Linked DNA regions of Homo sapiens: region 1 is linked to region 2. A link is a loop called in an ENCODE intact Hi-C map of the cell type or tissue named here. Cell type or tissue: PC-9. All regions are shown on one strand. Each heading gives the region's core, and the rest is flanking DNA. Links, peaks and the distances in the headings are about the cores only. Region 1 overlaps HOXA3 (homeobox A3). Region 2 has its middle 70 kb from the start of HOXA1.

The links. Peaks named below come from ENCODE experiments on the same cell type or tissue, not always from the same donor. Only the 100,000 strongest peaks of a DNase experiment are listed, where the experiment ranks them.
Region 1: it touches region 2 in a loop (2.9-fold over the local background); 3 of 110 quality-filtered maps call a loop at or near these places.

Annotation. Positions count from the first base shown.
Region 1 is chr7:27,104,936-27,121,337 of GRCh38, forward strand. It overlaps HOXA3 (homeobox A3), which reads right to left. Exons shown (of 6, transcript NM_153631.3): 5 at 5,180-5,825; 6 at 2,075-3,785. The coding sequence starts at 5,705. The coding sequence ends at 2,980. Among named protein-coding and RNA genes, the nearest start is that of HOXA-AS2, 8.8 kb to the right of the region's middle. RefSeq lists enhancers at 6,335-6,629, 8,177-8,678 and a silencer at 10,581-10,796. In PC-9, for the core only: a CTCF peak has its summit at 9,438; DNase peaks (open chromatin) are centred at 6,486, 6,846, 8,596, 10,376 and 2 weaker places; H3K4me3 peaks cover 6,450 bases; H3K27ac peaks cover 6,588 bases.
Region 2 is chr7:27,017,594-27,033,995 of GRCh38, forward strand. It overlaps the pseudogene TPM3P4. Among named protein-coding and RNA genes, the nearest start is that of HOXA1, 70 kb to the right of the region's middle. RefSeq lists an enhancer at 12,695-13,400. In PC-9, for the core only: no CTCF peak of the experiment used is centred there; a DNase peak (open chromatin) is centred at 7,868.

The DNA.
Region 1 (16,402 bases), core at 4,507-12,506, 87 kb after region 2:
GCTTAAGGGAACGTGGGCGGGGGGTGCAGAGAGGGAGCAGCGCTGCCCCCATATCTCTGAGGCTTTGTCAGGGGCTGCGTGGGTGAGAGCTTTCTGCTGCCTCAGCCGCCTTAATTCAAATACCATCTGGAAGAAAACCCTTTTCTTTGACCACTCAACACTGAAATCTTCCCCAAATCTATTACTTTAACTTATGAGATATTTTAATAAGGATTTCTTTTTAATATCTAGGAAACTGGGGGGTGAAGTCAATACTTTTTTCTTTGAAAGCCAAAATGAATGTCTTGACTGGTAAGATGCGGGAAATCACATTAGAATCTCATTTTAAAATCTTAGCCCTGGGGGAAGGAGGAAGCCTCCAAACCACCCCTCCCTCAGCTAAAGAGTAGATTTCAGAAACGTGTTCAAATAGTGATATCCCTGAAGGATCTTCATCCTTAGGTGAATCTCTCCCCTAGCTGTTCCTTATTTTTCCAGGTAATTTTACACGTGTCTCTAAGCTGATTACTTAAAAGAAGACTCCTGTATCTGCTTAGCGTGACGAAGAGGTGGAAGCTCTAGTCTTCACAAAGCCTGGTTTTGCAGCCTCTGCATTTCTGAGGTGCGCCATATTTTGGCGCAGAGGTTGAGGTGCGGAGAGGAAATCTATTTCTCCCATAGCCCAAACCCTTTAAAAAGGATATATATATCAGCAGCCTTAGGACAGATATGGGGAAAGCACCTCTGGGTGTGAGAGAAACACTGAGCTCTCCACAGCAGCCTGGCTTGGCATCCTCCGAGCCTTTTCCTTAAACCATGAGGAGTTTCTCTAAAAGCAGCTCGTTGGGACCCAGCAGGTACCCAGAAATGGCTCCAGTGCCTGCTTCTAAGGATAATCTGAGGGAGCTTCACAGGGGGAAGATAAAGGCCATGATGATGGATATTTTGGATTGCAAACAAAATGGCGACATTTTCCACTTCTGTCTCTGAAAGATACAATCCAGGGAGAATAGGGATTTATTTCTCACATCCGATGCTCCTGATCCCCAGACGAAAGCAGTTCCTCGCTTCTAGCTCTGAAGGGGGTGATGATGGGGATGCAGGTCTGAGGTCTGCATTTTCTGAATTTGATTCCTTTCTCGAGGAATCCTTAAATCTGAAGATGAAAATATTTCCCTTTACTGTGCCTTCTTTTGCCTCTTCTAGCCAGTCAGTAAGCAGCCCTATCTTAAATCCAGGAGTGGAAATGTAATATTTAGCTCCTACAACATCAAATGAAAAATTTATAAAATTGCAGTTTTATTACAAAGATACCGATCTCCTTGCTCTCTCCCCCTCCCCCTGGGGCCATAAAAAGAAAGCTGGGTGGGGGAAGGAGAGGAAATAAATTCAGAGAATGCCAAATACTACATTCAGCAGGAAGCTAATGCTGGGATTCCGGCAGTCCAGGGAAGGGCTGGCTCAGGGTGACTCTCCCCAGTTCAGTCCTCCGTTTGCTGGAGACCTGGGTGAGCCTCAGTCCCTTTCAAACTGTTTCGCTCCGCGTGCAGATTTTTGGAGCAATTCTTTCCTCCTGACGCGATAACAGACCGCGAAGCATCCCCGGAGGAGACCAGGAGTCCGATTGCTCCCGGAAAGTGCTCGGCATCCTCTGCGCGGCTGGCTAATACCGAGGTTTAGGCGTTAGTTGGTCCGCTTTGACCCGAGGAAGAGCATGGAGCAGAAGACCGCCCTGCGTTATCCCCCGGCTGGGCCGCGGGGCACCTGTGCGCTCCCGCTGCGCCTTGGGCCGGGATGTCTTTGTTTCTTCCGTGCACAGCACTCGGCAGCCCCTGCGCCCTCAGCCTGCCTCCGCAGCAGCTGGGAACCGGGCAGCCCAGCTGGCCCGCCGCACGGCGTTACCAGAGCTGCCGCAGCCGCCTGGAGCCCCAGCCGCCATCCTGAGAATTCGCCGAGCTTCCAGGCGAATAGCCTGGCCAGGCCCCATGCTGGAGCCAGAGGGCTGCTGCGTCCGGCCTGCTCTGCCGGCTCGCCTCGGCCTGAATTCCACGCAGACCCACGTCTTCGGCCAAAGAACCCCTTCTTAACACGGATATTATTCAGAATAAAAACTTTATTTCTTTTTGTTTCTCAGAATGTGAGCAGCAAGGAATGAAGAACTCTCAAAACAAATCTAGTATTTTTCGCGTTTACAGATTTTTTTTTTCAGTTTTGCCGGATGTTACAAACCTAAATCACTGTTTTCAAAAGCTGGATCTTCTCTGGTTTTATTGTATCGTTACCGTTTAAAGGAATTATATTTCTCTTTCAAATAAAAAAAATTCTAAGTACGCCAATACACAATTGAACAAAAGGCCCAAGAACCCTTCTGAACCATCAGGGTACAGAATTCTTTAATATAAATACGAACGGATGGGGATAAATAATATTTAAAACTTAGATTATTCAATGCTTGCAAAAAAATATAAATAAATCTGACTGTTCACCAGCATACACACACGGAAAGACGTACACTTAGTCATCCTTGCACAGAGAGCCCCTGTTTCAAAGCGCCTTTGATTTTTTTTCTCACTCTTTACAAGAAGTGCAATTAAAAAAAAAATTTAAAATTAAAAAAAGTAATCGCTTCCCCTCGGGAGCCATAATGTAAGAACAAATTCACATTGAAAACTCGACTAGAAAATTTGTTCATATACCCTGTTTCTGATCAAAGAGTGGAGAAGGTAAAGGGTGCAGGGCCAGTGGCCTATCGAGGAGCAGGAAGAGATAAATATCGCTATGATACAGCCATTCCAGCAACCAAGATTGCTACGTCACATAAACTATAAAAACGCCTTACCAACGAGGGGGGAAACCGGGAAACGGAGTGCGGGGCGGAGAAGAGAGAAAAGGAAGGAAGGAAAGGGCAGGAAGAACCTAAAAAAAAAAAAAAAAAAAAGCAACCAAAGAAAAAAGGTGGGTGGGGGGAGACTCTCCTGGCGCGTAGCCCCAAGCCCACTATCACAGGTGGGTGAGCTTGGGTGCTTCCTGAATTCTTCCCTGAGAAGGATGGTGGCCGGTAAGGTCCGTGTAGGTGGGGTGCGGCTCCCCAGGCCCCGGCCCGTGGTGGTGGCCGCTGCCCAGCGGCCCGGCACCCCCATAGTCCATGGCGCCCGAGGCAGCGTGGGGGAGGTGAGTTAGACCAAAGAGGGCTGGCCCGGAGTTGCTCATGGGCTCCACATAGCTGCCCCCCACGAAGACGGGGCTTCCCTGTATGTGTGGGGTCCCATAGCTGCCGTTGCCCTGCAGGCCATGAGCGTGCGGGTCATAGTCGGGGGTGCCCCCTGCGCCCGCCCCTGCCGCCGTGTAGCGCTTCTGTGGGGGTGGCGGGGGTGCGCAGCTGGGCAGGGACGCAGGGTAGGAGGCGGGGGGCAGCCCGTAGGTACCCTGGGGGGGCTTGGAGAAGGGCGGGGGCGACTGGGGCTCATACGGGACGCTGTTGACCAGCGAATGCATAGAGTTCAGATAGCCACCGGCTCCGGGGGGCACGGGGCTGCGACTTGGAGACTGGCCCCCCGATGACGTTAGCATGCCCTTGCCCTTCTGATCCTTTTTGTACTTCATGCGGCGATTCTGGAACCAGATCTTGATCTGGCGCTCAGTGAGGTTCAGCAGATTGGCCATCTCCACCCGGCGCGGCCGGCACAGGTAGCGGTTGAAGTGGAACTCTTTCTCCAGCTCCACCAGCTGCGCGCTCGTGTAGGCCGTGCGCGCGCGCTTGGACGAAGCCTGCCCCGGCGGGCTCTTGTCGCCAGCGCAGCTTTCGCCTGCGAGGACAGAGAGAGGAAGAGCGGCGTCAGGGGCTGCCGCGGCCCCGCCCAGCCCCTGACCCAGCCCGGCCCCTCCTTCCACCAGGCCCCAAAGGTTCCTGCATCCGTCAGGTCCCAGAGAGAAGTAGGAACTAGGTGCTATCCTCTCTCCTGGTGGGTAAAACAGTGATACTCCCTCATTTAGCCAAGGAGCAAATCACAGCCTTCTCGGGGGAAAGGACAGAGAAGTAGAACCCCCGGTTTGCCTTCCTGGTCTGGATTTTCTGTTTAGAGCTATTAACTTTCTGACTCATTTACTGGTCCCTTTGGCCTATCGGACAACAGCCTCCCTGTGGGCCGGTCTCAGCATCTCCATTCTCTTCACAGTAACTGAAATGTGGGAAACCTAATGTACACACTCATTTCCCTCCCACACTGTCTGACAATAATTAGGCAGTAGCTTCAACTGGCCACTTTTTTCTCTCTACCCAGAGGAGATGGGCAGACTGGAAACCTCAAACTGGAAGGCCTTCTCTGCCCAAAGAAGAGATCCCATTGAAGGTATTTCTGGTGGGGAGGCCTAGGCCCTTCATGCTAGGTCCTATTCTTTAGGGTTCCCTATGTCATCAAGCAGCCAGCCCCAGCTTTTGTCCACTAATCTTGTACCCTTCTGTCTTCCCTGGCCCCCCAGATCCTAGCTCTGGAAGTCCCAGATGCTCAGGCTCAGAGCAGGGCACTGGCAACTGGAGAAGGCAGGGGCAAAGGTAACCAAAATGCTAGGAAGCCTAAAGCCTGGGGCCTTTCCTCTACTGGAGCCCGCTTTCAGGAGGCCCATGTGGTTCCCATTAGGATGATAAGTCTGCATCCCCCTCCCCCAGGAGATCTTTGGCTGCTTTCATTGTACTAAGTCTGAGTAGGGTCTTCCCAGAGGTAAGGCAGCCACTCCATCTGCTGGAGCAAAAATTGGCTCTGATTATAGGCAAAGCATTGATTCTGTCTTGGAGGGTGATTAGGCCTGTTTTTATTCTGCCACATTTCAGTAAGGGGAGGATGTCACTGTTTCATTAGAAGAGCTGTGCTAAAAAGATAGACAGTGGAGCTCAGGTTGTTTCTGCACAGAGGTCCTAACTCCAAGAGTGGAGCAAGAAGAGATTCCAACTGCACTAGACCCTACTTGCCCTTGGAGAAGTCCAGAGGGACTCCCAGCAGGTCTCTGGTGTTTTCCAGCCTACAGAGGCCTATCACCTCCCTAAGTTGCAAAGACTATGAAAACCTTTTTGGTGGGCAGTGGTGTGGGAGCAGTGAATTCCAGACATGCTCCATCGCTCCTAGGCTGTGCTGGATGTCGTGGGCAGTAGCTTGGGGACCAGGAGCCAGGCCAGAGGACCCTCTTCCAGAAGGCACTCCTTTACCTGAGCTGGAGCTGCTGGTTTTCTGCTTTGTGTTTTGTCGAGACTCTTTCATCCAGGGGAAGATTTGTTTGGCCACTGTGGGTGAGTTGAGCAGGGGGCTCTTGGCCGCGTTGGCAGGGGTAGGGTTGTTGCTGGCATTCTGAGGAGGGGAGGCAGAAGAGGGAGGCGGGGGCGCGGCAGGGGTAGGTGCAGGGGGCTGAGGTGCGGGCTGAGGCGGCTGTGGGGCAGGGGGCGCGGCCTGGGGCGGCGGCGGGTGCAGGGGCGGCTCTCCCAGGCTTGGAGGCTGGCTAGGTGGGGCGCTCAGGGTGCGCAGGCACGCCTCACTCAGTTCGTGTGCCTTGGGGTGGCCCCCGGCGCTGGAGGGAGACTGGAGGGAGCAGGCGGGTCGGTGGTACTCGCCGTCGGCGCCCAAAGCGGCGGACGCCGGGTACGGCTGCTGATTGGCATTATAAGCGAACCCGTTGGCTGCCTGGTAGGGGTAGCCACCGTAGATCGCCGAGCTGTCGTAGTAGGTCGCTTTTTGCATCGCGTTGTTTCACGATCTTGATCGCACACTCTGACAGGGGTTTGACACCCGTGAGGGCGCACATTGGCACGCCCCCGCGGTCACGTGACACTCCGCCGCCAATGGCCGCCCCGCGCAGACCTGGTGGGGCGAGAAGCGCAGCGCGGTGAGGGCTCCGCGCAAATCCATCTTACTCTCAATAGCTAAGTGACATGAAAGCCATAAAAGAAAAAGTGGTCAGCAATATTTAGCAGCACGACTTGGCCCCGGGCGCAGGGAGCCGTGCTATAAAAAACCGCTGGAATTTACTGGCAGCTACAAATATTTGCTTAACTTGCGTCTGGAGTTGGGGGATTTTCCGGGGAGAAGGAGAATGAGTGAGGGCTGCAAGCTGATTCTCAGGAGCCGGGATCCAAAAGGAGAAAGGCTTGATAGGCTAGAAAGGAAAAAGGCTGGGATCTTTCTTTTCCAGGGAAGAAGAAACTTGGGGTGTCGCTTAGTTTCTGCTCCTTGGCCTCCTCCAGAGGGCCCAAGACTCCTCCACTCTGGGAATGTTGGGAAGGGAACGAGGAGGCAAAGGGGAGCTTGGGTCGCCAATGTTTTCTCCGCTTTAGGACTGATGTTTGCCAAAAGAGCCCTGAGATGGGGTAACTTCCCACCCAGCTCCTTCTTGGACCTTCCTGCTCCCAAGAGAGGTTTGCACAAAAAATTTCAGGCAATTTGCCCCATCCAACCATGCTGGATTTCAGAAGCTGAGCTTGTTAGGAAGTTAATCCACCTTGTTGGGGATATGACTCACCTCCTCCAAATGAACCCCTTGTGGCCAAGCCAAGGGGGGAGGGAAAACTTTGTGTGGAACACATTGCGTGTGTGTGTGTGTGTGTGTGTGTGTGTTTAGGGTGAGGGACCAACAGTAACACCCCACCCAGCAAGTCACAACTAAAATCCTGGAGAGTTCTTTACTCCTTTCCTCTCCCTGTTTCTCAGGCACTTCCCAGCAAGCCACCCCCACTTCTTTACTTCTTTCCCCCAGTTACAGAAGGTTCCCAGAACCTCCTGTCTTGGACTTTCTAAGGTGCTGTTATTCGGGGCAACTATCAAATTCTACCTGTTAAAACATGATGGATTAGAGGGGGAAAAAAAACCCCTCCAGGAACCTGAAAAACCAGCGTTCATCTCCATGACCACAGTTTGAACTCTCCTTCCAACTTAACGATAATAGGTTCTGTCTTAGAAACTGCTATGTAATTTGATGTATGGGGGTCATTTGGCTCCCGACGAGGGATGGAAGCACAAGCCATAAAATCCTGCCAGAGTTTCCTGATCTTTGTGTGCTGTTGTTGTTGTTGATATTTTGTTACTTGGCCTATTTACCTGCTTCAGAAATACCAAGTAAAGGATAACCCTGAAAATCTAAAAAGCAGTTGAAAACCTCCTCAACCCTCTTTCATTTAGAAAGCAGTTTGCAAAAGTTAAATCTGTTTTCTTTTTGTTTTCAACCACTGCATGGTCAACCTCTAGTTCTCAGCACAGAAAAGTTCCATGTGAGTTTCAAATATTCACCCACACACACACTCAGAATCTTAGTCCCTCTGACCACTCAAGAAAATTATAACAAATTCAAAAGAAAATGGTTAACATGCAATCCAACTATGTATATTGAGTCCCAGAGTTATTCAAGTTTTCCAGGAATATTAGATGCTTTGTTAACTAGAAAAAAAAAGATAATGTATTGCATCTACCAGTAGATGATTATAATTCCATTGTTGATAATGGACTCCTTTAGATTTCATTATTAAGCCAACAATCTTACCAACATCTGCAAAACAGGCACAATTAATTTTCCAGAACCTCGATTAAAAATTACAGCATCGCTTATCCAGAGTTATTGTCAGTGATCATGAGCCCTGGAGCATTGTTTCTCTTTTGGAAATAGGAAGCTACACATACCATGGTTGAAAGTAAATAAAGGATAAAGTAAAACTTAAAACTGAATAGCAATTTAGTGTATCCGTTTCCTTTTCTTTTACTGAAAACAGTTCCTATTACATTTGGCAGTGTCAATGTCTGCCATTACAAATTTTTTAGATACCAGGCTTGTGTAAAATAAAATGTCAGGTTAAGAAAATTAGACACTCGAACAGCAAGATATTAGATAAAACAAAATTAAGCTGATTTTGCACATGCAATATTTCTAGTGACTTGCTAATCCATTATCACGTTATACCAGCCTGCTACTTAGTTAAGCCTTTTTATCAAGTTGTGCATTGTCTTACAAAATAACAAAAATATCTTTGAAAATCAAAGAGCATACAACAGCCCTCGTAAACTTAAAATATAAATTCGATTCTGGGATCCCACCAAAATCCTTCCTATTGTTCGAGGTCAGCAGACCACCACCTTGGAGCTCATACATCCCCCCACCCCAACCCAGCCCCCAAAGTTTGCAACCTAGTAAAGAAGTTGGAGATTTGCCAGCCAGGAAACTTTGCTCTGTACCGCCAAGCAAGGGCTGGGGATGAGGGGAGATTCCTCCACAAAGATCTGTTTCTGGACAATAATCCCCAGGTGCAAGAGCCGAAAGAGAGTTGAAGAGGCTAAATTGAGTGCAAGAAGCAAGCCCTATTGTCTCTCTGGAAGATGTGCCCAAATTCAACCTCCGTCCTTCAGACATCGCTCCCTCTTCCCATTCCCTCCTCTTTCTTAGCCTTCCCTCACCCCAAATCTGAGCGGGTTCGTCGGATAGGAGCCCCGAGTCCCCTGCCCACCTCTCCTTCCCTCTGCAACCCAGAAAAGTTAAGGCTGGGCTAGGGGAGAGGCAAGAGGTGGGGGCGGGGATGGGAAAGCGGCCTGAACTCGAAGTGTAAGGGTATCAGTCACTGCCGGGAAGGAAGCTCCGGCTTGTGAACTCTTCTTGAACCGAGATTTAAGTCTGCAGCCATAAATCACCGAGACGTAAACTCCGCCATTCAGCGCCGGGAGCGGCCGGTTGCGGCCCTGCTTACCTTAACTTCTGACGAGCGCAGGCTCGGGCTCAGGCTCCGACACGGGCTCTGGCCCCCGGCCTGGCTTGGCGGCCCGGCCGGGTCCCCTCGGCGCGGGATGGGCACGGACCCTCAGCATCAGCCGAGATGGCAGGCGGGCTGGAGACCCCGAGGCCCGGTCACCGCCGCGCAGAGCGTGGCCGCCTCGCTGCTCCAGCACGGCTCGCCCAGGGCCGACTGGGGCGGCTTGGACCCCCCTCCCACCCACCCCACCCACCCACCCCTCCCCCACACCCCCGCCCCCTGCCCTTCCCGAGGGCAGCAGCCGCGGCCCGGAGATAAGCGCTAGTGCGGCGCCGGGCTCTGCCTGGGCTAGTGGCACCGACTTGGGTATGTTTCTTATGAATATTACACGCGGAGCAGCGTCTGGTCCGGGGGTGCGGTGGGGGGTGTTGGGGCGGGCGGGAGGGGAGACCAAGGCGGCTGGGGAAGCGCGGGCTGGTGTGGGGGATGGGGCTGAGGCGAGGGGAGGGACCGGAGGGAGAAGGGGAGCTCGGCGGTGGCGGGAGGAGGGCAGCCTCCCCCCACCCCCCAACGCCCTCCCTCTCCTGCTCCCAGGCGTCACGAAAGTCCAGGAAAATTATGCTAATGAGGACAAACGGCTCTCACAAAGGGGCTCTCTTGCTGGGCTCTATTTCTTAGGAATTCGTTTGAGAAACTTCGTATTCCTCTGCCCTGGACACTTCCAATTGTGGGGTGAGGGGAAAGAGAACCAAGAAAAGTGAGTTTCCCAGACTTTGCCCAGTTTACTTCACCTGCAACTCCCAAACAGATCTTTGGGTGGGGGTGTGGGGAGCTGGGATAAGGCTTTTCTCTAGAGACCCTCAAGAGCCAACTGGGCTCTCTTTGGTTAAATTTTCAGGCAGAAACTGCTGACATCCTAGCAGCCAGGAGAAAAATGTCCTGGGAGAGACAGGTACTTGTTCCAGCAGTGAAATGGGATGCTCTGGGCTCAGGTACAAACAAGGGTGTTTAGAAACGCGGATCTCCAGGGCTCATGTGCCCATTTCAGAGTGCAGACACGCAGCTCACCCACAGGGAAGACAGAGAAAGCTCTGACCCCAAGAGAAACCGACATCATACACACACACACACACACACACACGCAGGGCAGAGGAATATGTGGTTTCTCAAACGGATTCCTAAAACATACATATATATATAATATATATTATATATATAATATATATTATATATATAATATATATTATATATATGTATATACATATTTTCCTCATTAGTGGGATGGAGTAACGCTGAGCTGGGCAAAAGAAAGGTCCGAATTTGCCTGGTAATATTGCCACAACTTGAAAGTGGATGATTTTCCTCCTAAAGCCTCCTTTGCTCCCAGCTTCAGAAGCAAACTCTGCAAGGGTACGAGTGTGGCAAAAAGAGAAATGGAGATTTCTCTCTTTTGCTGCAATCCCAAGGCGTCAACGGCGGGTCCTTCTCAAAGGAAGGTGTTAAAAATATAAGTAGTATGTTTAAACTGTCAAGGAGCCAAAGTGTCACCTTAGAGCAAAAACAAAGCCAGGGGAAAAGGGAGAAATCAAAAAGCACTCCGGGCCAGGGTGGCCTCATGCATACCAATGGTTTTTGTCATTTATGGCTGGGCAAGATTTATGACTCGGCGCCCCAAAGCTGTAAACAGAGCACAAAACAGCAAACACTTGCTCCTTATGGCATATTGCAGAGCAACTTGAAAGGGGGAGCTGGCCGCGTAGGAGGTGAGAGCCAGCCGCAAAAATCCGTTCGGCGGCATTTTCTCTTCAAACCCGCCCGGTCGGATGTGGCATTTGAAGAAAGAAGGCGTGGGTCAATAATCAACCCGCACTTTCTCCTCCAAACTGCTGACGCGACTCTCACCGCCTTCTCAGCTAAGCCAGCTGCCGGGAAGGCCAGCTCTCCGTAAGAACCTGCCAGGGGAAGGGATTCTCTGGGCCAAGGGGACCGAGGGCTCCCGAGCAAGGGCTGGGGCGCCCTGAAAGCATACCTTTCCACTGGCGCCAAGACCCTGCCGGGCAAAACGCGGGGACCAGACCTGAGGAGCCGTGGGAGCCCAGGGAGATCTGGGGCGGGAGCTTCGTTCCGGCCAGGGCCTCTATCCGCCCCGATACGTGGCTCCTGGGCCGCGGGCCTCAGCGGGCAGAAGTGGGGCTCCGACCTCAAGATGAAGGTCCAGCGTCCTGGCATGCAGATGGTCGGTGCCCCAGCCTCAAGCCGCTCTGCTTAAATCCAAAGGACTGGCTTTGGAGCAAGCGTAGGCGAGATTATTTTAAAATAATAATTTATGCTGGCGGAAGGTTTTTATTTGTTGGTTTGCTATTGGTGTTTTGTTTTTTAAGCGAAAATGCCGATTGTTGATTTCCACCTCCAGAAATTACCAGCCGCCGCCGCTGCGCCCTTTCTAGACAAATCCCACAGCAGTTCACCCGGCTCCCCCAAAACCGCAGAGCTTTTCTTTACTGAGAGGACCCCTTGGTTCCACCAATTCCCCCAAATCCCCGTGGCTCCCGATCTCTCATCCAGGGGGACTAGAAGAAAAGATTTTCTCAGCACTAGAAGAATACTTGGAGCAGCAAAGGTGCCCGTGGTGTCTTTCTACCATTCAAGGGGTGTCCTCCTGAAGGCGTCTGAGAGGGCCTCTGGCGGTTCCAAGGCTGTGCAGCCGGGGAGGAAGGTGAGGAATATCGTGGGTAAGAAGAGGCACCAAAATCACAGAATAGAGAGGAAAATTATTGAGGAAATGTACTTGCCTGTGAGGGTGAAGCTGGCATTTCGAGGTAGAAGGGGACTAGCCTTTTTTGATATCTAATAGTTTAGCATTATACGTAATGGACTCACTTTAGCACTTTCATGGGAGGAAAAACCAATCTGAGCTCTATAAATGTGGCTCTTGGCTTCTCACTGTGCATGCTTTTATGTAGAACCAGAGTCCATCCTTAGATATTTATTCAGCTTGCTGGCACTGAAGCAACAATAAAAAGATGCCTCTAACAAACCTCTATTCCCTCTCTCATTCTTTCTAGCAAAACTATATTATTTATGAGTCTTTAACTGGGTCAAAAATGCGCCAGAACTAGGTCATAAATCATATGAAATGCTGACAAGTAATTGAACAGCAATTAAAGCTTACATTTTATTTCCAAGGGGTGTTTTAGAGCACTTGAAAGGGCCTCAGTTAAACACTTGGTTACTGCCGAGGCCGGCACTGGGGAGGGCAGAAGGGCCCTTTCGTTCTGGGGTAGTAAATCCCACTCAAGTAGGGGATGCCTGATTTGATTTTTTTTTCACGTACAGAAAGAAATAATCTATATTTTAAGAAGTGAAAGGGGCACATCCGACCTCTGACTCCTTATAAGCATCCCTTTCCCTACTGCAAGGAGCATAATAGAGTTTCCTGCACCTTTCCAGGGAGTTCCCACCCTTCCCAGGAGTGTGGGGTCCCCAAAGCCCAATTAGCTGGGGCTTTCCCAATAATCTGGAAACATGCAGTTTAACTTTCATCTGCCTCCACCCTGGCTACAGCTCTGTTTTGGAGGCTCTGAAGCTGGAGAGATGTCTGCCTCTGCTTCCTGAGGACTCTTGTCTCTGGACTTCCCTCCAACCCAGGGCCCACTGGCCAGTTCTGGAACTCTCCAAGCCAGCTGGGGGTACACAAGGAATGCCCAGACCAGGCGCACTGATGAAGTCCAAACCTAATCCTGGCTCCCTCCTTCCTCTGTCTCCCGAATGTTAGAATAAGGAGCCCCTGGGCATCCAGCATGCTCACCCCACCCCAAGGCTCTCCTAGGTCTGAGCTGTCTTTCTTCAACCCTCTGGGGCAGAGGGTGCTCAGGGAAACAATGGCGGGCCCTCCGGTTCAGATCCTTGGGTCTGGCTTCTTGGGTCCGGCTTGTGGGGAAGCATGCTCTGCAATCTGGCACTAAACAAAGTGCCTGGAAGCATCATCAATAAAATGGCAGCGCATCTGCACATTTCCCTCATCGATTTCCCTCTTCCAGCTGCTCCGGCTGCTCAGGTCAGCCCCTAATCCTCCATCCCCTGCCTGAAAACACCGCCATCCTGGGAGAGATTCCCCTTCTCACCCACCCATCCCCCACCCCTCCCAGGCAATCTAGCCCTGCAAGCCGGTCCACCTCTGCCTGCACCTGGCTTCTGGACCCTCTTTCCGCCTGGGGATCAGCTCCTGAGACTCCAGCCCTGCCCTGCTGCAGTGGACAAAGCCACCCTTGCACTGGGGGCCACTGGGCCCACCTAGGAGCCCCCCTAGTGCCCCCTCCTTTACACCCCCAACACTTTCCAGGGAATTAAATTCAGAGTCTGAGGCGCTACTGGGAATCTTTCAAATGGTTTCGGTTCTAAAAGAGAAACAAAGGAAGAGAGAGGCTGAGGGTCCTGTCCATGAGCCAGGGTCTCCTCGCCTGACCTTTGTCTCTCACAGCCATAACTCACTCTAGATATGAACAATCGGCGGAAATACCTTAAAATAAATTCCATCCTCCTGGTATAGCCTCGACTTCCATCGGCTAGCTCGCCCAGAACCGCTCCATGAGTGCTGAAAACTGCAATCGGCTCAGAGAGCGCTCTCCGGAGAAGGGGAAGGAGAAGGAGGAGGTGGGTGCGTGGGGGTTGGGGGAAAGCTCTGGCTCTGTAGAGAATCTAGAAAACGTAATCACAGGCGAAGCCTGTCTGGGTCTCCGCTCCAAATGCCACAATAATGCGCTGTATTATGTGCTCACGTGGTCATACGTCAACTTAAATCCTTTTATTTGAAATAGGGAACCACTGAAGGAACTAGGTTTCCAAACAGAATATTTAGCTTTGGGGGAGGGTAGGTGGGGAACCTTGACCAGCAGTTTTGAGTTTAAGAGTTCTGTCTAAGCAATAGGATGCTTGGAGCCATCCTCCCATGAATGCCATATAAGACATACAAGCTTATCTCCACTTATATTTCTTTACACACCCTCCAAACACAAGGGTTACAGCAATGCTATTCACATTTTTAGAATCCATTTAACTTTCCTTACAGCCTCCCACCCACGGACAAGCTGGATCCTGCACACCCATGCACCCCAGTCTCCTCTGGCCCACAGGCCAGTATATCAAAAGGCAAGGGGCAGGCCCAGAAATAACTGGCCTGGACAGCGGACTTCCTCACAGCCTGCCATTGTATGGAGTTTGCTAACACCCACACCATACACTACAGACGCAAGAAACACCAAAAAGGCACATAATTACCTGACAAAAGGTTAAAGCATCTCCTCCAAGTCCAGTTGGTTTTGTTCAGTGGGAGCCCACTAGGAAAGATGTGCTTGGCTATAGAGTGGTGGGTCCGGGTTTTGCAAAATCTAGAGAAACCTAGTGCCCTGACTAAACTTGCACTTAAGCATTTCCTCAGTGCACAACTGAGTGATACATGGAATTATAAGTTTCTAAACATAAAAAATATCAGAGGAAATGATCTAATTGCTCTGCAAGAGACCCCCCCCCCCAAAAAAAATAAGAAAAAAAAGAAAAAGAATCAACCTTCACTGGAGTGCCTTAAGTTAACAAGGCAATCTGGGACCCTCTCCACAGGCAGGTCTGTCCACCCACTTTTCCAAGACAATTCTGTGTCCACCAGCAAATTCTCTCCCCACCCCCACACAAGTTCCTATAGAGATATCAACTCAAAGATGAGAAAGAGCCCCCTTCAGAACTCTCAAAATAATCTTGAGCAGAAAACCAGTAGAGAACCAACTGTGCTCAGGAAGAACCTAACTGAAACAAATAAGCTGCTCCCACCCTTGGTTCCACCCCTACTCCTGCCTTCTGCCTGATGACATTGCCCACTAATTTCAACATTGTACCGTTTCATGAGCTGTCTAAAAATCTTCTCTTTTCTGGTCTTAGTTTCTGAACTTCTGAGAGTGCTCTGAGGCTAGTGAGATCCTCAGGCCATATTCTTTTTTTCCTGGAGAATGGGTCTTCAGCTGGCTATGCCTGAGTGTGAGGACTCACTTATAGCAGCTGCAGGAGGCTGTGCATGATTCCTCCCCTTCACTCCTCCCCTGCAGAGGAACAGAAGGGGTCTGATGAAAATGTAAGGCCTTTCATAAGAGAACTTGTTCATGGGTTGTCCAAATCAGAAAGGCAATAAAAGAAGAGACCTAATCCCCTGGAAGCAAGTCCTGGCCTAAGCTGGTGACAATATTTCAGTAAGGTTCAATCTGTGGTGTAGCTGGAAGAGAACCTCCATGTGAACTTTTCCAGCTCCTATCTAAGTTACAAGCTGGAAAGTAAGAACTCCAAGTGAAAACCTGCCTCTCTCAGGTTTGGGGGATAGAGGACAGGAGTAGAAGCTGGTTTCCAAAAAGCGTTCTCCTGACCCCCAAGAACTCACTCCTCTCATTCTTACTGCTGCCTGCCTCATACCCCTCACCAATCATTCACACTGAGCTCTCCAGATACCCTAGAAAGGGACCTGGAGGTATTGCTGGCAAATTCCTCCCTACCCCCAAGTTTCTGAAGAGGCATCAACTCAAAGATGAGAAGGGGCCCCCTTCAAAGCTCTTGGAACAGTCGAGCAAATGAAAACTCTTAAAGCCATAAATTGTCCGGGTGCGGTGGCTCATGCCTGTAATCCCAGCACTTTGGGAGGCCGAGGTGGGTGGATCATGAGGTCAGCAGTTCGAGACCAGCCTGAACAACATGGTGCAACCCCGTCTGTACTAAAAATACAAAAATTAGCCAGGCATGGTGGTGCATGCCTGTAATCCCAGCTAGTCGGGAGGCTGAGGTGGGAAAATCACTTGAAACCAGAAGGCAGAGGTTGCAGTGAGCTGAGATCGTACCACTGCACTCCAGCCTGGGACAGAGCGCGACTCTGTCAAAAAAAAAAAAAAAAAAAAGCCATAAATCAATGAAATAAGTCATTGGTACTGCTTCAGAGAAATGCCTTAACGCCAGCAAAGCTCAGAGGCATCTCAGCTCCAGCCTGGGGCCTCCAAACGGCTGCTAACATCCAGTTAATGCTCCAACTGCTGTTTAACAATTAACATTAATGACTTGGGGTGGGATGGGTGATTTGGTGGGATGAGAAGGGAAAAATCTGAAAAGTCAAAAGACATTTAACTTTTGAGGTTAAAAAACAGCTTCTCTATGAGAGATCTTGGCCTGGGCAGCCTATCTGGGGAACCAGCAGCTGACAGTCCTCCTTTGCCACTCTGCAATCCAGTTTCCTGGAGCAAAGCTACGGGCCTTTTAAAAACCCAGCTGCCAGTCCCTCTTCACTCACTTCACCGGCCTCCAACTTGGCCTGCGCTGGGACTGATACTGTGGTCCTGGTCACCAGAGCCAAAATAGGGGGAAAGCTGGCTTGGAAAAAGCAGGCAACCAAGGGTACACACCGTTAGCCAATATTTGCAAGGCTGTTGGCAGATTAGATATATCTGTACTCAAACACTGCAATCTGATTTCTCTGTCAAAAGTACACTTAACATTTTTGTCCCATTACTTAAATCTAGTGGATTTTCTACTCAGCATCAGGTAAGGCTCTCTTAGCCCACTGTGTGCGTGTGTGTGTGTGTGTGTGTGTGTGTGTGTGTGTGTGTGTGTATGATAGATTCTTATTTAACATGAGATATTTCCTGTGGGTGCAAGTGCAGTAGAGAAATGGGCCAAGTTCTCTGG
Region 2 (16,402 bases), core at 4,582-12,581:
ATTATTTCAATTGATCCTGAAAAAGCATTTGATAAAGTTCAACGTCCTGTTATGATAAAATCCCTCAAAAACCTGGGGATAGAAGGAACATATCTCAACATAATAAAAGCTACATATGACAGACCCACGGTATCATACTGAATGGGGAAAAACTGAAAGCCTTTCCTCTAAGATCTGGAATATGGCAAGGATGCCCACTGTCACCACTGTTATTTAACATAGTACTGGAAATCCTAACTAGAGCAATCAGACAAGAGAAAGCTATAAAGGGCACCCAAATTAGAAAGGAAGAAGTCAAATTATCCTTGTTTGCAGATGATATAATCTTATAATTGGAAAAACCTACTAAAGACTCCACAAGAAAACTATTAGAACTGAGAAACAAATTCAGTAAATTTGCAGGATACAAAATCAACACACAAAAATCAGTAGCATTTCTATATGCCATAGGTGAACAATATGAAAAAGAAATTTAAAAAGTAATCCCACTTATACACATAAAATTAAATACCCGGAAATTTACTTGCCAAAGAAGTGAAAGATCTCTATAATGAAAACTACAAAATACTGAAAGAAATTGAAGGGGACACCAAAAAATGGAAAAATATTCCATGTTCATGGATTGGAAGAACCAATATTGTTACAATGTCCATACCACCCAAAGCAATCTACAGATTCAATGCAATCCCTATCAAAATACTAATGATATCCTTCCCCAGAATACAAAAAAATTCTAAAATTTATATGGAACCACAAAAGTCCCAGAATAACCAAAGCTATCCTAAGCAAAAGGAACAAAACTGGAGGAATTACATTACCTGACTTTGAATTATACTACAGAGCTATAGTAACCAAAACAGCATGGTACTGGCACAAAAAAAGACAATAGCTCTATGGAACAGAATAGAGAACCCAGAAACAGATCCACACGCCTAGAGTGAAGTCATGTTTGACAAAAGTACCAAGAGCATACACTGGGGAAAAGACAGTCTCTTCAATAGATGGCACTGGGAAAACTGGATATCCATATGCAGAAGAGTGAAACTAGACCCCTATCTCTCACCATATAAAAAAATCAAATAAAAAGAGTGGATTAAAAGACTTAAATCTGGCTGGGCAAGGTGGCTCACACCTATAATCCCAGCACTTTGGGAGGCCAAGGCAGGTGGGTCACTGGAGGTCAGGAGTTCAAGACCAGCCTGACCAACATGATGAAACTCTGTCTCTACTAAAAATCCAAAAAAATTAGCTAGGCATGGTGGTGGGCACCTGTAGTCCCAGCTACTTGGGAGGCTGAGGCAGGAGAATTGCTTGAACCCAGGAGGCAGAGGTTGCGGTGAGCCAAGATTGTGCCACTGCACTCCAGCCTGGGTGACAGAGTGAGTCTCTGTCTCAAAAAAAAAAAAAAAAAAAAAAAAAAAAAACTTAAATCTAAGACCTGAAACTATGAAACTGCTTCAAGTCAAAATTGGAGAAAATCTCTAGGGCATTGGTCTGGGCAAAAATTTCTTGAGTCCCACAAGTACAGGCAACCAAAACAAACATGGACAAATGAGATAACATCAAGTTAAAAAGCTTCTGCACAGCAAAGAATACAATCAACAAAATGAAGAGACAACCCACAGAATGGGAGAAAATCTTTGCAAAATACTCCTCTGATAGGGGATTAACAACCAGAATATATAAGGAACTCATACAACTCTATAGGAAAAAAAATCTAACAACCCAATCAAAAAATGGGCAAAACATTTGAACAGACATATCTCAAAAGAAGACATACAAATGGCAAAGAAGCATATGAAATGGTGCTCAACATTACTGATCATCAGAGAAATGCAAATCAAAACTACAATGAGATACCATCTCACCCCTGTTAAAATGGCTTATATACAAAAGACAGGCAATAACAAATGTTTGTGAGGATGTGGATAAAAGGGAACCCTTGTATTCTGTTGGTAGGAATGTAAATTAGTACAATCACTAGGGAGAATTTGGAGGTTCCTCAAAAAACTGATCATTGAGCTACCATAGGATCCAGCAATTCCACTGCTGGGTATATCCCCCAAAGAAAGGAAATCATTATATCAAAGAGATATTTCCACTCCTATGTTTGCTGCAGCACTGTTTACAATAGCTAGGATTTGGAAGCAACCTAAGTGTCCATCAACAGATGAATGGATAAAGAAAATGTGGTACTTGGCCGGGAACAGTGGCTCACACCTGTAATCCCAGCACTTTGGGAGGCTGAGGCGGGTGGATCACGAGGTCAGGAATTCGAGACCAGCCTGGTCAACATGGTGAAACCCCATCTCTACTAAAAATACAAAAATTAGTAGCCGGGCATGGTGGCTCATGCTTGTAATCCCAGCTACTCGGGAGGCTGAGACAGGAGAATCGCTTGAACCCAGGAGGGAGAGGTTGTGGTGAGCTGAGATCACACCATTGCACTGCAGCCTGGGCAACAAATGTGAAACTCTGTCTCAAAAAAAAAGAAAGAAAAAAGAAAATGTGATACTTATACACAATGAAGTACTATTCAGCCATAAAGAAGGATGATAACCAGTCATTTGCAACATGGATGGAACTGGAGATCATTATGTTAAGGAAAACAAGCCAGGCACAGAAAGACAAACATCGTATGTTCTCACTTACTTGTGGGATCTAAACATCAAAACAATTGAACTCATGGACACAGAGAGTAGAAAAATAGTTGCCAGAGGCTGGGAAAGATAGTGGGGGAATCGGGGGAGATGAGGATGGTTAATGAGTGCCAAAAAAATGGAACAAATGAATAAGACCTACTATTTGATAGGACAACAGGGTGACTATAGTCTATAATAACTTAAATGTATATTTTAAAATAACGTATGAAGTGTATCGTATTGTTTGTAACTCAAATAACAAATGCTTGAAGGGATGGATTTTTTAAAAAAGAATCTCATCCACTGGGGAAAAAATTTCACTAAATTAAGTAAGTATGAAATACATTTAAATAAGTATTTAAAGGGTGTTTTTATAAGTCTGTAGCATTTATGCTTCTGAAATTATTAAAACTTAAAACTACACTAAGACTTTTGGGACACTGTGTTTTAACTGTACAATCCCCGTCATGGATGTATGGGTACACTACATAACTACACAGTTTTGTTTTTTTTTTTTGAGATGGAGTGTTGCTCAGTTGCCCAGGCTGAAGTGCAGTGGCGCAATCTTGGCTCACTGCAACTTCTGCCTTCAGGGTTCAAGCGATTCTTGTGCCTCAGTCTCCCGAGTAGCTGGGATTACAGGTATGAGCCACCAGGCCTGGCTACTTTTTTGTATTTTTAGTAGAGATGGGTTTTCGCTATTGATATGGTTTGGCTGGGTCTCCACCCAAATCTCATCTTGAATTGTAGCTCCCATAATTCTCTCGTATAGTGGGACAGACCCAGTGGGAGATAACTGAATCATGGGGGTGGTTTCCCCCATACTGTTCTCGTGGTAGTAAATAAGTCTCACAAGAGCTGATGGTTTTATAAGAGGAAACCCCTTTCACTTGGCTGTCATTCTCTTCTCTTGTCTGCTGCCATGTGAGACGTGCCTTTCACCTTCTGCCATGATTGTGAGGCCTCCCCAGCCACATGGAACTGTGAGTCCATTACACCTCTTTCTTTTGTAAACTGCCCAGTCCCAGGTATGTCTTTATCAGCAGTGTTAAAGCAGACTAATACAGCTATGTTGGCCAGGCTGGTTTCAAACTCTTGGCCTCAAGTGATCTGCCTGCCTCAGCCTCCCAAAGTGCTGAGATTACAAATGTGAACCACTGTGCCCAGTCTACACAATTCTTTGGACTCTTTTGGACATTTGAAATTTTTCACAATAAAATATTCGAAAAAAGTCGGGTCAAGAGATATAATTTAATTATGAGAAATTAATAAAGATATATGAAAAAGGCTAAGCATAGAAGCAAAGTGATTATCAACATTATTATACCCAAGACAAATTCTTGCTACAGTTTAGTCCTCCTTTCAGGAACTTTTTTCCAAGATCTATATTTATGACCAAGAAGTGTGTCTTATATCCAGGAAGCTTTTTTTTCTTTCTTTCTTTCTTTTTTGCCGTAAAGAATGACTGCAACACTTCCTAAGATGCTTGGGCATGTTAGATAGCTACTTTGTGAACTCATTCAGCTGTTCGTCATGTATTCAGTAAGTATTTCCTATGTGCCAGGCACAGTACACAGCAGTGGAGATACGATCATAAAACACACAATCTTTAACCAACTGACTTTATAGTCTAGCTGAAGAGAGAGAGGAGGGCAGAAAAATAGAGTCTTATGACAAAGTGTAAAGTGCTATATAGCATGTTCAGCATTATAGCACTATTGTATTACAGCATATTATGGAACCACAAAAGAATAGAATGCAATCCAACCTTGCAAATACAATAATGGCCTCCCTGAATAAGTGAGAGGTGTTAGCGGTGGGGAGAAGGTATAGAAATTAACCAGGTAAAGAGGGGATTGATGAATGTCTCAATTAGAGGGAATCCCATAAGCAAAGTCTCAGAGGTGCCTGGTAATATGGTACATCTGAGAAAGAACAAGGAACTACTGGTGAAAGCAAGTAGATGTCTGGAATAGGATGCTGATGCCCTGGTAAGAGAAGAAATTTAAGACATTCACAAAAGTAATCCATTCCCAGCTGAAAGTGGAAAAAAAAGCCAACGTATTTATTTGATTATTTCAGTTAAAAATAAAGGTTTTTTAAATTTTATTTGGCTTCACTTTATGAATGCTTTGAAACAAAATTTTAAAGTTTGAATTATCCAAATTCAGTATAATTGCTTTAACTTGCTATTGCATTCCGCAAATGGGAAAATAGGGTGAATGATGAAAAACACTAAATACACACGGATGACATGGATACACAATGAGTGAGGTACATAAGGAAACTTTTTACCAGTGATCCTCAAACTTCAGTGAGCACAAGTGGACTACTTTAAAAGCCATTTTCTATCTTTCATCCTTGAGACTCTGACTTAAAAGATCTGTGGTGGAGTCCAGGAATCTGAATTTTTAACAAGACCACAAATGATTCTTTTAACTATTTGCAATAGAAATTTTAAACCTAAACTAAATTAGAGAGAATACTATAACATCACCCGCATACTCCTCACTCACCTTCCATAAATAAACATATGGCCAGTCTTGTTTCATCTACATTGCCACTCATTTACCCTTCATCCTAATTTCTTTTTAAAATAATCCCAAATATCTTGACATTTTATCCACTAACACTTCAGTTTGTATCTCTAAAAAGAATGAATATTTTTAGCATTATCACAATACAATAATCACACCTAAAGACCCAAGGTGATCCTAATGTAACTGGTCCAGTCTCAGAAAAACTGGACTTGAGAAAGAGGGTAACAAGTCAGTGTCTAAGTGGACTACTTGGGAAGACATAACTTAATTTAGTTCATCATAGATTCAAACTCTTTGTTCAAGAACAAGCAAGCTATTCAGTTATGTTTCTGAAACTGTTACCTTAAATATTCAAAAAATGTATTTATGGAAAGCATAAAATTAACATACTGAATTGAATTAAAAAAAACTTTTTCAGGGTTATTGATCAAAATTTTTAAGGAAAAAGAAGTTGTTTTGTTAAATACATTTTTACACCTTATCAAACCTCAAAGAGGAAAGAACAAATTGCTCAATTTGCTTTTCCTCCAGAGTTACTTGGATTTCACAGAGTTTAAAAATATTTTTCTCAATGAACCTCAGAAAAGTTTCTCAGAGTAATGAAGAACACAAAATGTGCCCTGATAACTTCCTCACAATTTAATTAACTCCAAATGCTAAAGAATCTTGCTATTTATAATCATATCTATAGAATACAATTTGAATATCAAGGTTAGAGAAATCTGATTCCTTCAGTCATACTTCAGCTCCTTTCTTTTACCTGCTTTATCATCCCCAATCAGAACCAATATTTATAAAGTTCAAGTCAGTATTTCCTTGACATTTTTATCTCCTTTCATCTGTTGCTTTAAAAACAAAAGGGAACAAAACTTAATACAGAAAAATAAAAGAAAGGAGAAGCAGCTGCAATGCTGAGCAGAAGAGGCAGGAACCAGAACTGGAGCAGTAGCTGGGTCGGCACCATGGCTGGGATCGCCACCATGGAGGAAGTGAAGTGCAAGATCCAGGTTCTGCAGCAGCAGGCAGATGATGCAGAGGAGAGAGCTGAGCGCCTCCAGTGAGAAGTTGAGGAAGAAAAGTGGGCCGGGAACAAGGAGGCTGAGGTGGCCTCCTTGAATCGTAGGATCCAGCAGGTTTGAAGAGGAGCTGGACCATGCTCAGGAGCGCCTGACCACTGCCCTGCAAAAGCTGGAAGAAGAGGAGAAAGCTGCTGATGAGAGTGAAAGAGATATGAAGGTTATTGAAAACCAGGCCTTGCCGAGGCCCGGGAATGGCGTGACCCCCGGGAGGCGGAGCTTGCAGTGAGCCGAGATCGTGCCACTGCACTCCAGCCTGGGCAACAAAGTGAGACTCCGTCTCAAAACAAACAAATAAAACCAGGCCTTAAAAGATGAAGAAAAGGGCCCAGCGCAGTGGTTCAAACCTGTAATCCCAGCACTTTGGGAGGCCAAGCCAGGCGAATCACGAGGTCAAGAGTTTGAGACTATCCTGGCCAACACGGTGAATCCCTGTCTCTACTAAAAATACAAAAAATTAGCTGGGCGTGATGGCACACGCCTGTAGTTCCAGCTACTCGGGAGGCTGAGGCAGGAGAATCGCTTGAACCCAGGAGGCGGAGGTTGCAGTGAGCTGAGATCGCGCCACCGCACTCCAGCCTGGCGAGACAGTGAGACTCTGTCTTAAACAAACAAACAAAAAGATGGAACTCCAGGAAATCCAACTCAAAGAAGCTAAGCATATTGCAGAAGAGGCAGATAGGAAATATGAAGAGGTGCCTCGTAAGTTGGTGATCATTGAAGGAGACTTGGAATGCACAGAGGAACGAGCTGAGCTGGCAGAGTCCCGCTGCCAAGAGACAGATGAGCAGATCAGACTGATGGACCAGAACCTGAAGTGTCTAAGTGATGCTGAAGAAAAATACTCTCAAAAAGAAGACATATATGAGGAAGAGATCAAGATTCTCACTGACAAACTCAAGGAGGCAGAGACCCGTGCTGAGTTTACTGAGAGATTGGTAGCCAAGCTGGAAAAGACAACTGATGACTTGGAATATAAACTGAAATGCAACAAAGAGGAGAACCTCTGTACACAAAGGATGCTGTACCAGACTCTGCTTGACCTGAATGAGATGTAGAACACCCCAGTCCTACCCTGCTGCTGCTCCTCCCTTTGTCCCTGACTCCACCTGAGGCCGGCCTGCCTGAAGCTGATCTTTAACTGAGGGCTGATCTTTAATTTGGGGGCTGCTTTCTACTTTCGCAGCCCCCTCCTTCCCTGTTTCTTTTTTGCCAAACTGTCTCTGCCTCTTCCTGGAGATTCCAGCTGGGCTAAAGGCTGAGCACCTTTGGAAACAACATTTAAGGGAATGTGAGCACAATGCATAGTGTCTTTAAAAGCATGTTATGATGTGCAAGTGTCTTTAAAAGCATGTTACGATGCGCACATTTTGTAATTACCTTTTTTGTTGTTTTGTAGCAACCATTTGCAAAACATTCCAAATAATTCCACAGCTCTGAAGCAGCAATCTAATCCCTTTCTCACTTTCGGAAGGTGACTTTTCAGCTAAATGCATATTGCCCTCTCCATAGAGGAGAGGAAAAAGTATAGGCCTGCCTTACTGAGAGCCAAACAGAGCCCAGGAAAAGACTCCACTATGAGAAACCTCGTTGCTCTGTACAAAATACCAGCCAAACCAGAAAGGTGATTCCAGGAGGAGTTAGCCAAACAACAACAAAAAAAAAACAAAAAAGATATTTTAAAGCTGAAAACCTGGCTGGGTGCCGTGGCTCACGCCTGTATTCCCACCAGTTTGGGAGGCCAAGGCAGGTGGATCACGAGGTCAGGAGTTTGAGACCAGCCGGACCAACGTGGTAAAACCTCGTCTCTACTAAAAATACAAAAATTAGCCAGGCGTGGTGGCGTGTGCCTGTAATCCCAGCTACTCAGGAGGCTGAGGCAGGAGAATCACTTGAACCCAGGAGGCGGAAGTTTCAGTGAGCCTAGATCATGTACTGTACTCCAGCCTGGGCGACAGAGTGAGACTCTGTCTCAAAAAAAACAAAGAAAGATATCTTTGGACAACGTTATTTCAAATTTTTTTCATTAGAAGTGACCAAATTAAGATGGTAAGACCTCTGAGACCAAATTTTTGTCCTCCCAACTGCTTACAGAATGGATCACGTGCCCCTTAGGTTGAGGTGACTACTTAATTGCTTTCCTACCTTCTTGAAAGAAAGAAAGATTATGTTTTCGCCACTGATTTAGCCATGTGAAACTCATCTCATTAGCCTTTTCTGGGTTTGAAGTTGCTATCTCTAAAAGTGCCATCTCATTGTGCTTTGTATCAGTCAGTGCTGGAGAAACCTTGAATACCTTATATACAAAATTTTTTTAAATTTTGTATTATTTTGAAACTTTGCTTCCTTGGGTTTGTGGCACCCTGGCCACCCCCATCTGGCTGTGACAGCCTCTGCAGTCCGTGGGCTGGCAGTTTGCTGATCTTTTAAAGTTTCTTTCCCTACCCAGTCCCCATTTTCTGGTAAGGTTTCTATGAGGTCTGTTAGGTGTACATCCTGCAGCTTATTGGCTTGAAATGTACTCTCCTTTGATGTGGTCTCTTTGGGGCCGATTGGGAGAAAGAGAAATCAATAGTGCAACTGTTTTGATACTGAATATTGATAACTGTCTTTCTGATATAAAAAACCAGTCCCTCCAAAACAACACCTGAGTTTATAGCTGAATATCAGAAGCAATATTAAGTTTTCTTTCTTAACCACGCAGATCAGAAAATCTTTTGCAACATTAACATTTTAAAATATCAGGCTGAGCACAGAGGCTCTTGCCTGTAATCCCAGCACTTTGGGAGGCCAAGATGAGAGCATCACTTAAGCCCAGGAGCTCAAGACCAGCCTGGGCAACATAGGGAGACCCCATTTCTACAAAAAATAAAAAATTAGCTAGGTGTGGTGGCATGCAACTATGGTCCTAGCTACTTAGCACGCTGAGATGGGAGGATCGCTTGAGACAAGGAAATTGAGGCTACAGTGAGCCATAATGATGCCACTGCACTCCAGCCTTGGCAACAGAGTGTGACTCTACTCATCTCAAAAAACAAAACAAAACAAAAAAAACTTACATTTCACTGTCAATCCCTAAAATCACATTTGTGTAACACTGGTGTAAATTATATATTTGCGTTTTTCAGCTATATTCCATTTTTTAAAGTACAGTGATGATCTGTGATAGCTTACAAGCTATTTCTTATTTATCAACAGTATGAAACCATGAATCCATATCAAAACTATGACATAAAATCCTACATATGTGATTATTAACCTTAGAATGCCTAAGATGAAACTGTTCCTTGATACTGTCATTAAAAGAAGCATTTAATAAAGTACTAAACATCACATGTTTAAGGTATTTAATTTCTTTTTTAAACTCTTTACCCTTTGCTGAGGTTTTTTATTTGACATGTGTCCAAGGTAAAAAGACAAATCTACTCTTTTGCTCTTTGATAAGGTGTCAGAGCTTACTTAAAGGTTTAGGAATAGAGTTGTTGAACTAATTTTTTTGTACTGCAAGTTATATATGAGAATTGGTAGCAGTCTGTTGAAAGAAGTTTACCTGTGGTTAATAGCACTTATCTCACTTCTATCTATCATGCCATCAATTTCTTTATTACAAGAGTTTACCTTTGGGCAGCTCATACACCAGCTGTCAATCTGTCCTCACCCCGAGACTTTGCAGTAAACCAAGCTCAGGTGTGTTGAGGTTTCACCATGCTAGTTGTTTTCCTTCTTTCTCCAACTAGAACAGGTGTAGTCAAAATGCAAGCCTCTGGCACTCCAGATGTGCCCCATCACAAGACAGAGCCAGAACTTCTTCATTCCTGCCTCCTAGATCACAACTTCGTATCTGGAGATTTTCTAGATGTTGCTTCTTGTCTTAATTTTACCTTTCCTGCCCCTTCACTGAAGCATTTTAAGTGGTAGCTTTAAAAAGACTAAAAAACTCCAATGTCCATCAATAAAGGACTGGTCCAATAAAGTATACTCCACGAAACGAATTACTATACCTTGTAAAAAATGAGAAAGGAAAAAATGAAAATGCTCTCTAAGTAGTAATATGGAAAGATTTCCAAGATACAATAAGTTAAAAAAGTAAGATGCAGAATAGTATTACCTTTTGTATTTTAAAAAAAATCATAATTGCTTCTATATTCATAAAGAAACTTGCCAGGAGCAGTGGCTCATGCCTGTAATCCCAGCACTTTGGGAGGCCGAGGCGGACAGATCACGAGGTTAGCAGATCGAGACCATCCTGGCTAACACGGTGAAATCCCGTCTCTACTAAAAATACAAAAAATTAGACAGTTGTGGTGGCGGGCGCCTATAGTCCCAGCTACTCGAGAGGTTGTGGCAGGAGAATCGCTTGAACCCGAGAGGCGGAGCTTGCAGTGAGCCGAGATCGCGCCACTGCACTCCAGCCTGAGCGACAGAGCAAGACTCAGTCTTGAAAAAAAAAAAGAAACTCTGAAAAGATAGAATACAAACTAAGAATACTGATTATTGGGGTTGGGGTGTTTAGGAACTAAGCATGATGAAAGGAGTGGAAAGGAGAATTTTCATGACATGCCTTCTTATTCTTTTTATTTTTGAACTATATTGCCTATTCAAAATATTCAATTTAAAAAGAAAGAGATAATAGCTTCATTCAGTGCAAGGAGGCTAAAAGAAAGAAGAACTACACTAAGTAAGAAAGTCTCATTCTTACTCAGGCTATTGGCACTATAGTTTGGGGGAAAGAATAAATTATCAGGAAACTGAAAAATAAAATTTAGAAAATCACCAGTAAAAGCAGCTAGGACTGGTTCTGGTTGAAGGACAGGCTAAAAGACAAAAACATTAGCTACCAATCTTATGGCTTTGCTGATTCATCTGTGTTTTAACAGTGAGCAAAAAGTATTTTGAAGACAAATAACATTACAGCAGGATCAAATGCTCTCTCCTTAAGCATTTTCTTCAGTTTTCTAAAAGATATCCCATGTGCTGCTTCTCTCACATCCCAGATTACAAAGGCAGCATGGTGAAGAGGCAAGCACTGGAGCCCTGGTGCAATGCTGACTAGCCTCAGTTCCAGCTTTAACACTTAGGTGCTGTATGGCCTGTACACATTATTTAACCACATCGTGCTTTGTTTCTTCACCTGTACAGTGGCGATAAGAAGAGTATCTACCTCATAAAGTCACTGTGAGGATTAATCAAGTTAATACACCAAAACATGTAGAACAGCGCCTGGCTCACAGTAAGAACTCTGTAAATGTTTGCTCTTTTACTTGCTCTTCAACTGTTTTGCTGTTTGTCTTTCTTTAAAAGTGCAGCCTCCAAGGCCTAAAACTTACCCTTTCCACTTCCCATTAACCCTTGTTCTTTTTTTTTCTCCATTTTCCTTCTACTTTTCTTTTTTAAAGAGGGATACAATCGGTCACTAAAATACTCCCACAGCATTTTTGAGACAAGATCATCTCAAAGAAAAATATTCATAAAGGAAATAGAAAGTGTGGTGTTTGCCAGAAAAATTCAGAATTTAAAGCATTGGCATAAAGATAATTCCTTACATTTCTATATCACTCTATATAGTGATATAGGTTATCTCATTTGATCCTTACAACAACCTTTTGAGACCATTAGGGCAGTAAAAGAATACAAGGCAAATGAGATTAAAAGGGTTGCCTGAGGCTAAATTGGTGACAATATCTGACCAGCTCAGTTCGACAACAATTTATTGAACACCTGCCACAGCTTGGCCACTTGTGCTGACCTCCAAATTCTAAATGCTCTCTGCTACAAAGAGTCTACATGGTATAAAACACCTCTCAAGAGCTTCACTCAACTTGATAATCATGCTACCTAAAAGCCACTATAGGCCGGGCACAGTGGCTCATGCCTGTAATCCCAGCATTTTGGGAGGCCGAGGCAGGCAGATCATGAGGTCAGGAGTTTGAGACAGCCTGACTAATACAAGTAAAACCCCGTCTCTACTAAAAATACAAAATTTAGCCGGGTGTGGTGGCACAGGCCTGTAATCCCAGCTACTCAGGAGGCTGAGACAGGAGAATTGCTAGAACCAGGGAGGAGGAGGTTGCAGTGAGCCGAGATAGTGCCACTGCACTCCAGCCTGGGTGACAGGGTGAGACTCCGTCTCAAAAAACAAGAAAAGAAAAGAGAAGAGAAGAGAAAAGAAAAGAAAAGAAAAGAAAAAAAAGAGAAAAAGCTGCTATAGTATCAGATAGCAGAAAGGAACAGGGATTCCCTGGCAAAAGTATATTGGGCTGCATGATCTTGGGCAAATTACTTAACTACTCTATGCCAGTTTTCTCTTCTTTTTTGTTAAATTCTTTTTCTTTTATAGAGATAGGATCTCCTATGTTGCCCAGGCTGTTTTCAAACTCCTGGGCTCAAGTGATCCCTCTGCCTCAGCCTCCCAAAATGCTGGGATTACAAGCATGAGCCACCTCAACCACCAGCTAAGCCAGTTTTCTCATACCTAAATATATGTATTATACTTACCACCAGGTGGTTGTAAGGGTTAAATGAGAGAATGAATATAAAATCTGTTGTAAACTGTAACATCCCATCGGGTATTAGTTTTTTTGGTGTTAATCTGATTTAGCAGTGGAATGCAAGATGGAACCTAGGCGGGGGGCGGAGGGAAAAAAAGTCTGATAGAAAAACATCTTTAGGTACTCAGCCCTTAAAAGACCTCCCAGGGAGAGTAGCAACATTACAAAAACTCACACTGTTTCCCCTGTGGAGGGTACCCACTGAGCTAACAGAGGTAGGCCTCATGGGTCAGCCCCATTCTACCAAATGTATTCTTTCCCATTTGCTCCAGCTGGTGGTAACAGGTACAGAGGGAGCAAACCAGACAGCTGGTGCCACATGAAACAGAAAGATCTGTGCTTCGCCGTAAGGAAAAAAAAAAACTGTGGGAAACAGTGCAAGAACAAAAATAAGCAGGCAAGTGTTTGGGGCATTTCAGCTGGTAAGTGAGAGAGAGAAGCAGCCCCAAGACAGATGCAGTCCACGCCCTCCATCTGTAACCAGAGAGTGGCTCACATGTCAGAAAAAAGTTTGTCCTCCCTTAGGGGAATCTTGAAGGCTGTCAATGTTCTAACCATGAGGAATCACAAAATCTATACGGAACATTCCAACATGTGCAGGCCTGATAGGTCTCAGAGCAATGTTCTATGGGAGTCTGAGTTTTGCAGGCTTCTCACTTGGTGGACTGGGAATGTCAGTGAGAGGCGTGCTTTACAAGGGAGGGGAAGTGGTGTCTGAATCTGCTCAGAGACAGGCCCACTACTTAATTTAAGAAGGCAGTAGAAGGCCGGGCGCAGTGGCTCACGCCTGTAACCCTAGCACTTTGGGAGGCCAAGGAGGGCGGATCACCTGAGGTCAGGAGTTCAAAACCAGCCTAGCCAACATGGTGAAACCCCGCCTCTACTAAAAATACACAAAAATTAGCTGGGTATGGTGGTGGGCGCCTGTAATCCCATCTACTCGGCAGCTGAGGCAGGAGAATCGCTTGAACCCAGAAGGTGGAGGTTGCAGTGAGCTGAGGTCGCGCCACTGCACTCCAGCCCAGGCGACAGAGTGAGACTCCATCTCAAAAAAAAAAAAAAAAAGGGCAGTAGAACAGGGTGGTTAAGTAAGCCAACTGTCAGTCAAACAACCTGAGTTCAAATCCCAAATCCACTACTTACTTACTTAACCTATGTGATTTAGGGTTGCTTAATTTTGCTAAATTGCTTAACTTTAGTAGCAACATTTCCTAACTTTGGTAGCAAAGTTGCTTAACCTGACTAAGCTTCATTTTTTGATCTGTAAAATAGGGGCGAATAGTAGAAGAATGTTGTAATGAATAAGATGCTTGTAAAACAATTAGGAAGTGCCTGGTACAAAGTGAGCAGCCAATAAATGCTGGCTATTTCAGTATTGTTTCAAAAGGCAAGTTTATTAGGTTACCTAGTTCCTAAGGCCTAGAGAACAGGAAGTTAAAAGTGAAAGAAAGTGAAAATGTTTCTGTAGCATCAAACAGTAGCACATTCACTGGCAAGTGAGATAAGTTTCAAATGAAACCTTATGAACTATTTTAGATAAGTTAAACATACACGTAGAAAGACAATGACTAAATACTCAGTCACTAAATACTAGAATCAGAGCTCTATTTGGATTCCAGCTCCATCTATTAATAGCTCTGTGCCCTTGGCTTTATGCCTCTGTTCCACATTTGTAAAATGAGGATGATAATAGTATATACCTCATAATGTTGGAGTAAGGATAAAAATAAATGAGGCAATGCCTGTCTCAGTACAGGCCTTAGTACAGTCACTACCAATGAAAAGTACTTAATAATTAGTAGGTACTGTTTCCTTTATTACAAAAAAAAAATCAGAGGGCTATTTGTTAACCAAATTGAAAGCCTAACTCTCTGAACAGAGAAAGTAAAATATAGTGTTTTTTGAGAATCAGTTCTTGCTCTTACCAGAAGTAACTTTTCTATTTGAAGAAAATGTGTCAGTCTTTCCTAGGAAGAACTAATTTACCCAGGGTATCATAACACTTTTAGATTGGTCCACCCTACAATCTTGCTCTTACTATTGTGCTCTAACTAAACTAAGCAGAAAATTTATCTGAGGTAATTGAAAAATCTGAATTGTCTGACAGCTATGATTAATATTCTGCCCATATTTATAATTAAGTCATAGCCATAAAATAAGGCAAATGTCTCAAAAAATTCTAGCAAAAATTAAACTACATTTGCTTAAAGATTTATCAGTCTTACAATTCATTCCACATATTTAAAAAGTTTGCCAGTTCAGTAAAATTTAGTAGTAACAAAATAAAATGTATATTAAGTACATCAGAAATTAAAAATACACCCACTCACTTATTCATTCAAAAAACATTTCTGAATGCCTACTATGTGCCAAACACTGCCCTATGTTTTAAATCAAATATACTGTATTTGTTGCCTTTTACAAACTTCTTTCATTTATCATTTTCCATATTTCATTCAAACTTTCACATAACCTGATAACACTGCAAACTGATTAAAAGAGTTAACTATAAAAGCCCTGTCACTTTAAGAATTTGTAATTTTTTCCATTAACATTCCTCTCTGGTTTTATGTACTTGGTCTGTGCTGTGGGATGTAGCATAAATTATCTGCCTTCAGCAAAACGAGCAGCTGAAATGTGAGGCTGCCTGACAGTGCTTGTTAAGCCATTAGCTATTGTGAGCACACACTACTAGGGATGTCTGGCTCTCATGAGAAGTGTTTAAGTGGTTCAAAATATAGGAGTTTGGTCATGCAGTACAAAAAAAACAAGCCCAGTATTTTAGCACCATGCTTAGGGGTTAATTAATAAAAAGGATGAAAACAATCCTGGGATGTTTATTTTTAAAGAAAAGTATTACAAGTGAACACTTTGTGATTTACTGAAAGCCAGTAACAGGATAGGATGAAACAATATTTTTAGCAAAATCCTTCTACCACAGTCCAAGAAAATAAGTGTATTTCTTTTTTTCTTTTTTTTTTCTGGAGACGGAATCTCACTCTCTCGCCCAGGCTGGAGTGCAATGGCATGATTTTGGCTTACTGCAACCTCCGCCTCCCGGGTTCAAGCAAGTCTCTGCCTCAGCCTCCAGAGTAGCTGGGATTACAGGCACCTGCCAGCACACCCAGCTAATTTTTGTATTTTTAGTAGAGTCGGGGTTTCACCATTTTGGCCAGGCTGGTCTTGAACTCCTGACCTCATGATCCACCCGTCTCGGCCTCCCAAAGTGCTGGGATTACATGGGTGAGCCACCGCGCCCAGCCAAAAATAAGTGTATTTCTAAAACACAAAAGTGGTTGTTTGTTTAACTAAAAATTATTTTTAAAATATTACCTCTTTGGCCGGGTTTGGTGGCTCACGCCTGTAATCCCAGCATTTTGGGAGGCCGAGGGAGGTGGATCACAAGGTCAGGAGTTCAAGACCAGCCTGGCCAAGATGATGAAACCCCATCTCTACTAAAAATACAAAAATTAGCCAGATGTGGTGTCAGGCGCCTGTAATCTTAGCTACTCGGGAAGCTGAGGCAGGAGAATCTCTTGAACATGGGAGGCAGAGGTTGCAGTGATCCGAGATGGCACCACTGCACTCTAGCCTAG